Linked DNA regions of Homo sapiens: region 2 is linked to region 1. The links are chromatin loops, found by intact Hi-C in ENCODE. Cell type or tissue: mammary epithelial cell. All regions are shown on one strand. Each heading gives the region's core, and the rest is flanking DNA. Links, peaks and the distances in the headings are about the cores only. Region 1 has its middle 39 kb from the start of LINC02241. Region 2 overlaps CDH18 (cadherin 18).

The links. Hi-C counts contacts between places; a loop is a spot of excess contacts. Peaks named below come from ENCODE experiments on the same cell type or tissue, not always from the same donor. Only the 100,000 strongest peaks of a DNase experiment are listed, where the experiment ranks them.
Region 2: a loop joins it to region 1, with 7 times the contacts of the local background. A loop is called at or near these places in 1 of 110 quality-filtered maps.

Annotation. Positions count from the first base shown.
Region 1 is chr5:20,569,837-20,575,237 of GRCh38, forward strand. It overlaps a transcript of CDH18 not described here. Among named protein-coding and RNA genes, the nearest start is that of LINC02241, 39 kb to the right of the region's middle. In mammary epithelial cell, for the core only: a CTCF peak has its summit at 2,862; DNase peaks (open chromatin) are centred at 845 and 2,945; H3K27ac peaks cover 949 bases.
Region 2 is chr5:19,612,802-19,618,202 of GRCh38, forward strand. The region is part of intron 5 of CDH18 (cadherin 18); the gene reads right to left. Among named protein-coding and RNA genes, the nearest start is that of CDH18, 370 kb to the right of the region's middle. In mammary epithelial cell, for the core only: no CTCF peak of the experiment used is centred there; no DNase peak of the experiment used is centred there.

The sequences.
Region 1 (5,401 bases), core at 200-5,199:
TTATTCAGTAATAAAATGAAATGAGCCCTCAAACCATAAAAAGATATTGAAGCACTTTAAATGCATGTTGATTAAGAAAAGCAAATCAGCAAACCTACCTACCTTATTCCAACTACATGACATTCTGAGAGACAAAACTATGGATATATTAAAAGATCAGTGCTTGTCAGGTGTTACGGAGAAGGAACTGAAGAAGGCATGACTAGGTGGTGCACAGGAGAATTGAATGGCAATGAAAATGTTCTGTCTGATACTATAAACGTGGATATACCTTATTATATGTTTGTCAAAATTTATATAATATACATTACAGAGAGTCAACTCTAATATAAACTATGAACTTAAGTTAATAATGGTGAATCAATAATGGTTCTTCCATTGCAACAAATATACCACACTAATGCAAGATGTTAATCATAAGAAAAACTGGCAGAGGATGACTGGTATGTAGGAACCCTCCTCTTTTCCATCATTTTTTGTAAAGCTGAAACTGATTGGAAAATAAAGTCTGTTCATTAAAAAAAAAATGAAGTATGTGCCATAGCTGTTTGAAACCCATTTGCTTTGCCTGTCGTAAAACAATGTTCGCTATACATAATGCCTCACTACTGGATCTTCTCTCATTTTATTTCTGCCAAGGATGGGTGAGAATGGATAACTTTTAACCTATGAGTGACATTAGTATATCTGGTAGACAGGTAAATAACACTACTCTCTTTTACACCTTATTCATATTATGATTAATAAAATCATGTTCTAGTCTGATTCATTATCTTCCTCTATTCTCAGTAACCTGGGCCAAGATCCTCTCATTCACAAGTTAGAGTGACTGCAGTTTAGTAAACAGCAGGGCTGGCTCAAGGATGAAGGTACATGACTCAAGACAGAGTTCTAATGGACAGGAAATAATGCAACAGATGGACCCATCTGAAGTCATATCTAAGCAAAGTACAGGTGATTCTATTTCTATGTTATTCTGACTTTATAAAAACAACTATACCCAGATATACACACACATTCTCATCCAATCATATGCACACATAGTTTCACAAAGACAAATAGGCCAAGGAGTAATTTTGTAGAGAAAACAATTCGGTTCATTGATCATAGCAACAAGAGAGCAAATAGAAACCAACATATACTTTCTAATTATTAACATCATCTAAGTCCATTAGAGTAAACCCAATAGACATGAGTCCTCTTGTTTCCTTACAAAGCCTGATATCAACCTATTATATTAAAAATTACCCATTTCAGTTACTCATTTTTCTACTTTCCATATCTCTAGAGAGAATTTTTCTCATACTCTGTGAGACATAGAAATATTACATGACAGTGACACCTCTACGTCTTTACCATTAAATAGAAAACATGAATATATCCCTTTCATTGTTATGTTTGTCTCTTGATTCTTGGCCAAATTTCGCAACATACAAAAGTTTCTATACAGTTGTTGCATTTTCATTTATTTGTCTTATTTTCAATTTTAGCCCATCTCCATTTCTGTGCTACTTTAATATAAAAGATAATCTCTTTTTAGAAGACAGTAAAGTCCTTAACATATTTTATTTATGGTTCACATCAATATATAGCATCGGAATTCTCACTCAAGTCACATTGCTTAATAATTTATATTACCAAAATCTAATTTTGTGAAAAAGAACAGCATTATATTATATACCAGTAGATGGGGAATGATTTCCACAGAACTTTGTGTATTGTATATGCTTTGTATATTGTATATGCTAGTTGCATTCAAAATTCACAATTATCAAGGTATGTAAATTTTCAAACAGAGAAAAATAACTCTATATATTTACTCTGAAAAGACCAGTAAAGGAGATATCTTTACCATTTTCATATTTCCATTTTATTTGAGCAACTTCTACACTGATAAGTCAAGGAGCTATTCAATAAATGATTGAACTCCATGATTCATTGCTTAGAATTCCTCCTTTTCTCTCACTTCTCAAAAGAAATGTCACTCACATTGTGTATGTCACTTCTTTCTCTTTCCATGAGCTAGCACCATTTGAAAAAAGCTTAGACTGGCTAAGTTCATGGACTCATTATTAAATGCTGCGTAACCCCTAACCAAGTCCTGCAGTAAGAGAAGATCTCTAACTGCTGTAGAGATGGGAGGAATGTTTTTCCATTTATTAAGAAAGTCTACGGTGCAATTCAATATACATGGCTTTCAAAAGTGATAAGGGAAATACCCTTTCTTCCCGTAATACACCCTCCCATGAACTTCTGTGTATGTAATGATAACTTTATATAATGTCAGCATACAATATTTTCTGGAATTTAAAAATGCATTTTCTATGCCTGTGTGGATAGTAAAACATTCTTTTATCTTCAATTCTTCCATGTCTATTTTTGTAAAAGAAAAAAAAAAGGTAATATTCTCTTTTTAGCTGCCTGCTGATCTTGTCTCCTGAAAGCAAACTGCATGGAAGCCACAGTCATTGAGTTTCGGTGCTGTCCCTAGAGATGTGGAGATCATGTAAAGGATGTTTCTTCCCTCAGGTTTGGCCTTAATTTTATATTTTATATTTCTTATGATGCTGTTTGCATAATATATTATCTTTACATTTGCCTAAAATAGGTCATATTAATATTTCAAGCCGTTGTTATTTTCAAAGATTATATACAAGAATATTTTAAAGACAGTAAGTTTGAAAAGCATAGGATATATCTCATTTACCTGTGAAAATAAGGGCTTCTTATTGATCTTAAATGTTTCTTTGTGTGGGGAGAAGAATAAAGCTACTTTTAAAAGTATTCACATTATAAAAATAGGGAAAACACTTCAAGAAAGCTCTATAACCTCTTTCAGTGGTTTGATGAGTATAACACAGGAAGAAAGAGCCCCCTAATGGCTCAGATATCTATAAAAACAGAAGAGGTTGTACTTTCTCAATTCTTGTTTCACAATGGCTAAAATGAGTAATCAGGAAAGGTATGTGATACTATGGAAGCAAATGGAGAGTTGAATAAAAGGTCAACTAGAGCTCTCTCAACAATGCAAACAATAGTGAGAATCCCTAAAATGAATTGGTGAAGTAAGCTGTTAGATTTCAGACTGAGGGTGATGCTTACATATGTGACTCCTAGCACACTTGTCTTCCTCAATTATGTTTGCAGAGAAGCACTGATCTGGAATGCAGGAGACATATTCATTACACAGTTGGAAAGTGTGAAGTGTTTTTTAAAAACACTTTCTTTTTTTCTAATCATTGACCATTTCCTGTTAATAATATGGGAAATCAAATTTCTTACAGGAGAAATTACAGAATTTGTAAGAAAACAAAAAAGAGAATCAAAGTAATATTGAGTATAAGCTAAGAAGAATGTCCTAGTGCAAGAAGCAAACAGTGCTAAGAAATTAAAAGTATTTTTGAAGGAAGAGTATGTCTATTCACAGAAAAAAAACTTAGCATTGATGTTACATCTACTTATGCTAAAATTTTAATGGTCTCATAAAAACACACACAATACTATTAGAATTACGTTTTTTTTTAATTGCATATAAGCCAATATAGCCCATAAATAAGTACCAGGAGGACACTGAACTGTATAAAACAACTTGGATACTTAAGGTTGTTGCAACAAAAATTATAAAATTCAAAGTAATTTGTATATTAAACTTAAAAATGAGTAGAAGAATTAGTTAAAACAAAGTTACATCCTTGAATGAGATGTCAGATTATTTGCATAAATAAAATGGAATTATTAAAATACAATTTTGAATACAATTATTAAAAGCAATAATACAATTATTAAAAGCAATCTGAATATTATAAGCAAAACAATAACTAAACAAGGTTATAATAGATTTAAAACAAATTCTGTCTGTGAATTTGGCATGATACTGCAACAATATACATAAATATATGGTTTACAGTGCCAGTCACCATTCTCAGTTAACGGTTTGGCATTTGTCCCCCAAATATAATACTTAAAAGAAATATATATATATATATATATATATATATATATATATATGTATTTATATATAAAAGAAATATATATATGTATTTATATATATAAAAGAAATATATATATGTATTTATATATATAAAAGAAATATATATATATTTCTTTTAAGTATTTTATATATATATACTTTTTTTAAACAAATGACTCAATTTAAAAACAAAAACATCACTATTCTCTAATACATATCTCTCTACTTCCTAAGACCAACTGTACTTTCCAAAATTCATATCAACAATTCAGTTATTCACTTCTGATACGATTATATCAATAGAATACCAAGGTAGCTGTAATAATACTTGCATTATTAGGAAGCATCTAAATATCATCTCGCATTTAGAAGACAAAATGAACGTCATAAAATAGTGTTTTTTTAAATATGCATTTTTAATTAAAATATAAATAAGGGTGAATAAAACACACAAAAACAACTATTTAGAGTATGTAATAATTCTAAATTCAGACATGTGGGCTACTACTAAGGTTGGCAATCATGTTCTTTTTTGAAACGTTGAACAACATATTAAAAAGTTTTGCTGACTTATCACAGATGGCAGTTTGTTCTTTGATTAGAAGAGTGACTCAGGGAACTTCACTCAAAAGGACAGTCAGAGCAATTCTCGGGGTAAAATATCTCTTAATTAATCCAAAAGCAAACAAATTGACATAAAAATGTCACACACCATTAGAGTTCCAGTAAGCATTAAATAAATTCTTTCTGTCACAATGTTTTATCCTTAGCAGTTAATATCTGTGACCTATAAAACTAAGGTCAATCAAATACATCAGGACTGCATTGCCCCAGCTCATTATTTCTAGTCCAACCCATCAATTTCAGATATCATTTTAAAAAACTCTATTCTTCCCAGCAGAGGATTTAATATGCGCGAAGTTCCCATATATTCACAGATGCTTAACCCGCACGTAGCATCACTGACATGCAAAACATTAATTGATGCTACTGCAGGTAAGCAATGAACTCTAAAATAGCTAAACATCTCCAGAGTCACATTTCTTTGCCTTAGCTCAATACTTTCTTAAGCACAAATGCTGACCATCAATAAGAGGGCAGTCTAATGTCACATCATTTAACAAATATTGTGTTTGTATTGAAGAGTTAAAACTGCAATCTAAAGACAGATTTAGAAAAAAAAAAACCACTAGCAATCACTGAAAAGCATATGATAGCATCTACGTCTGCATAAAATATAATAACTGATAGTTAACACAGCAATGGTCCTTTCTTGATATGCTATTATTTACCAAAGTAGTTTAACAGCTAAAAACAATATTTATGAACATATTGTAAGGTTGTCACAAAAAAATGTACTTTGTATTATAAACTTGGCTTATTTTTCTTCTTTACGTGGAGTATCTGCTACAGAAACTTACAATGTAGTGA
Region 2 (5,401 bases), core at 310-5,309, 960 kb before region 1:
CTATTAAGTAAATTAAGATGTCTATCTCTCTGCATTCCTTAAAGTAGATGGTCCCTCGGCCGGATGCGGTGGCTCACGCCTGTAATCCCAGCACTTTGGGAGGCCAAGGCGGGTGGATCACAAGGTCAGGAGTTTGAGACCAGCTTGACCAGTATGGTGAAACCCCGTCTCTACTAAAAATTAAAAAAAAAAAAATTGGCTGGGCGTGGTGGCGCATGCCTGTAATCCCAGCTACTCATGAGGCTAGGCAGGAGAATCGCTTGAACCCAGAAGACGGAGGTTGCAGTGAGCGGAGATCACGCCACTGCACTCCAGCCTGGGCGACAGAGTGAGACTCCAACTAAAAAAATAATAATAATAATAAGTACATGGTCCCTCAAGGGTAGTCCTGCCACCCTATTCCTAGTGCTAGTGTGCTGAACATTTTACAATTTGAGCTCCTCAGAAGTTTCAACTAAGGTGGTCATATTGATTTAAGCAGAGGCTAATTTTCATCTTTATAGAACAATTTACATAGCTTCCTGGCAGAGTTATCAATGTTTAATGATGGAAAACATTTGAGGAGTTTGGACACTTAAACAGAGATTATAGGCAGGAGGCATATTAACACGTATCAAAGACTAAGAAACTCACTATTTTTGTTAGAAAACAACTTTAAGGAGAACTAGATCTAAGTATTTAGGCAAAATAAAGAAACTGATAAGGTTTATTCTATAAATCATCTGTAAAAAATCACATTTTTTATCTTAGTAGTGCAAAGAGGGACGTTTAACATTTTTGCATGATGAACCCTTGGATTGAATAAAGAAATGAAAAATATTAAATACCCATCTGTGATTACGCATACATAAACACCCACCTCTACATACATAAATTTAATAGCTCTGTTAATAGAGTCTTACGTTTTAAAGTTAAAAACGCATATTCTGGAGGATAAAGTTTACTCAGGGTATATTAACTATGCCATAACATAGAATATTGTCCTCATGTCCATGAGATAGATTATAAACATGTGTATAAATATCTGTATATCTATGTGTATATATGTATTTATATGTCCATCTATATATGCATATAATTATAAAATATAAACATATTTGATCCTTCAAACATAAGTCATTTTTTCATAAATGTATTTTCATTAAAAATATTTGAAGCATGTCATCTTTAATAAATACACCAATGACTTTCAATCAAACTCGCACTTGATTAGTTACAGTACAATTCTTAAGAAGTTGTCAATTATAACTGTTACCTATAGGCTTTACCAAATACTTTTACAGACAATATCTTAATTTATGAGAAGGAGTTATATATTTATGTTAAAAATAGCCTTTAAAAGCAGAAAGGAGTATTCAATGACTTGTTTTGTCATATTTTGAATATAAAAAAGTAAATCACTATTTTCTTTTTTTTCTGAATTGATTGGCTAAGTAATAATGACTTTGAGAGGAGAGCCTCAGGTATCAGAAAAGAAGATCCCATAACTTTCACATATTGTGAACATATAATTGAGGGAATTCAGAAAAATTTTCCTGAAGCTAAATAGAAATGAAAATTATTCTTATCAAAATAAATTATAATAATATTATAATAAATGATTCATCTAACTCATGCATATGAAAAAGCCTCAAGCACCCTTATTAAAAAAACAATGTTTTATCTTACGATAATTACATTAGTAGGAATTGAATTGATACAGAAATGAACAAGCAAAGAACTTATGAAAGAAATTTATATTTTCTACCACTTGAAAAAAGTAAAGCTGTCTTTCCTAAGGAGAATTAATTATAAATAGGACTTGTCTTTGGTGGGGAGAAATATGAGATTATTATCAAAGATAAAGGTTTACAATAAAATCATTAGTGAGTTTTGCAAAATAGATATGTAAAGGTAAAACTAAGTATTATGAAGTGAATGACACATATCTACAACCACTTCCAGGATGAAATGGGAAGAAATTTGCCAGCCAAATTTGCTCATGGATAGAAAAGACCATATCCAAAACGGACACATACTTCTCTGAAAGGATTGTCTCGGGATTAATTTAAAATCACAACTCTTGGCTGGGCGCGGCGGCTCAGGCCTATAATCCCAGCACTTTGAGAGGCCTAGGCAGGCAGATCACGAGGTCAGAAGATTCAGACCATCCTGGCTAACATGGTGAAACCCCGTCTCTACTAAAAATACAAAAAATTAGCTGGGCGTGGTGGCACGAGCCTGTAGTCCCAGCTACTCAGGAGGCTGAGACAAGAGAATTGCTTGAACTTAGGAGGTGGAGGTTGCAGTGAGCCAAGATTGCGCCACTACACTCCAGCCCGGTGACAGAGGGAGACTCCATCTCAAAAAAGAAAAAAAAAAAAAATCATAACGCTCTCTTCAGGATGGCCCAGCTGCATGTGCTTAGCTATGACCCCTCCTAGAGACATATAGATAATCAGAAAGTGTTACAGCCAAATTGCCATAGCAACATGATTTCAGTAAAAGATGATCACTTTCTAACCTGGAACCCAGACGCATTTTCTGGGATCACTTAAAGTACAACTGATACACAGTAACTTCTTATTTCTCCTTTTAAATAGACTATATTTAGAGCAATTTTAGGTCCTTTCACTGTAAAATTGAGCAGAAAGTACAAAGAATTCCCATATACCCTTTACTTCCTCCATGAGCACAGCCTCCCCACTAACAGTATTCCATACCAGAATGGTACATTTGATACTATTGATGAGCCTACATTGACACATCATTACTCTCCGAAGTCCAGATTTTACAACAGGGTTCACACTTGGTGTTGTATATGGTATGGGTTTTGACAACTATGGCAACATTAAACTACTTCATAGTATCAAAAAGAATAGTTTCACTGCTCTAAAAATTGTCTCTTCTCTATCCCTCCCCTCCCTCAACCCCTGGCAACCACGAATCTTTTTACTGTCTCCATAGTTTTGCCTATTTCAAATGTTATGCAATTGGAATCATACAGTTAGCCTTTCAGATTGATTTCTTTTACTTAGTCATATGCATTTAAGATTTCTTCATGTCTTTTCACAGTGTGGTAGCTCATTTCCTTTTAACTCTGACTAATATTCCATTATCTGCATGGACCACAATTTATTTATTTACTCACTTACTGAAGGGCATCTACTTGCTTCCAAGTTTCAGTGATTAGAAAGAAAACTGCATAAACATCTACATATGGGTTTTTGTATAAACACAAATTTTCAACTCATTTGGGTAAACACAAATAAGTGTGGTTTCTGGATTGTATAATGAATTTATCTGAAATTGTGAACAGTGTTGAAATAAGTTAGGGGAAAATGGCAAACATTTATATCTTACCAATATTGTGATAAAAAATTTTTAAATTAAATTCAAGAGTAATTCACAGCCTACGTTCCATTCTCACAATGCTTAGCATAATAGCTGTCTTTTTTTTAACCGAATAAAATATATATTATGAGTAAACACACGCCTACATCCTCACCACACAGATACATACATTGATTCCCCCCCACCCAAATTTTATGCACGAAGCTACATTTGAACATAGTGAAAACATCAAGCAGAATGATCGTTTTAATTAAAAAAATTGGTTAAATGTGAAGCTATACAGGCAAAATGATCATATGCAATGATTTTCTCAGGAAATTTTCAGATTACCTTGTCCTAGCTTAACTATTGCAATGCTCCTTTTCATTTTAAACAGTGTGGCAGTTTGGATGATCAATTATTTTGTCATTCTAACTTTTAGAATATTGTTATTGGTTTTCAAACTTGTGTTTACAATTATCCTGAAGTTTCCTCAATGATCAAATTGCTCATATTTCAGTCCCCAGAAATTTTGATTTAGTAATCTGAAGTGGGACTGGCTTACACACATCTCCAACAGACTATTGCGTTAATCTCTTCAGGCTGCCAGAACAAAATACCATAGGCTGGGTGGTTTTAAAAACAGAGATTTATTTCTCACACTTCCAGAAGCTAGAAAGTCCAAGATCGAGGTACCAGATGATTTTATTCCTGGTGAGGTGTCTCTTCCTGGTTTGCAGATGGCCACCGTCTTACCATGTCCTCACATGGGCTTTCTTCTTTGCAAGCACTGAGAGGAGGATGGGGAATCTCCTTTTTTAAATTTTTTTGAGCCACTATTTTCATCATGAAATGACCTAATCTAAGCCTAACTACATTCCAAAGGCCTCATCTCCAAATACCATCATATTTGGGGTTAGGAATTCAACTTATGAACTCTAGGGAGGTCGGACACAAATATTCAGTTTGATTTGTGTGCAAGTGGTTCAAGACCATATGTTGCTGAATAGGCAACAATTAAAAAGGCAAAGTCCTGCCATTATGTTTCCATGCATTTCTTCACATTTTATCTTCATCATGTCATGCCAACAAATGTATATGTATAGGGATCAAATAGGCACATAATATACAAAATGATGTGCATTTTTCTCAATTGTAAAAGGTAAGCCAATGGATAAAGATAGAATAAACTATATAGACATAGTCCAAGTAAGAAAGTATGTTTTATTTGTTTGGTTGGCCATTTCTGTCATGTATCCATGTATCCAGTATTTGCAAAATAATTTACCCTTGTCTTTGATAAAATCTTACTAAGGGAACACTGTGTAGCCTTTCCATTTAGTACATTTTTAAAGCCAAAAATACAGAGCAGCAAAATTAATTTCCATAAATTACTGCATTGTGCATTTGTTTAAAAATAAAATGCTTCTCTTTTCAATACATCCTAGGTAAATGGTTACGGCATATTCTAAATGTTTGTTGGAAAGGCTTCACTGGCAATGTTTACTTCAAAAATTTTAACTTGAATTGTTGCCTCTTATTCTCTTGTGATGCTGGGTTGAATCAACAAGATGTGATTACCTGTGTATCATTTTGTTTTGTTTCTTATTACTTCCCTGGTAAACAATTGTAGGTGCCCGATTGCCTGCAAATTACCTCTGACTACTGTTTTCCAATCACCTTGATATGTAGGGGCTTGTAATTGGGAATTACTCTCTGCTGTACACAAGTTCATAACATTGAAAATGCATCTGTGATTATAAACATTACTTGTTGAGCTTGAGTCACTAGCCTACCATATGTTTATGCCTCCTGACTAATAATATTCATATAGCAGTAGATCCTCCAAAATGTTTTCTTGCATTTTTACCCACTAAAAAGAATCCAAGATGAAAATGTTGTACACATTTTGTTTATTAGATAATACCACAGAAGACTGCAAAATAAAAATGCCTAACGGGCTAGAACAAATAAACAAGCCTGCACATTTAAATTCTTACAAAAACCTCCAAGGTAGACACACATATTTATGAGAGAAAGTGGTAAGGTTCCTTCTATGTCTAAACTACACATGTGTACTTCTGCTTAT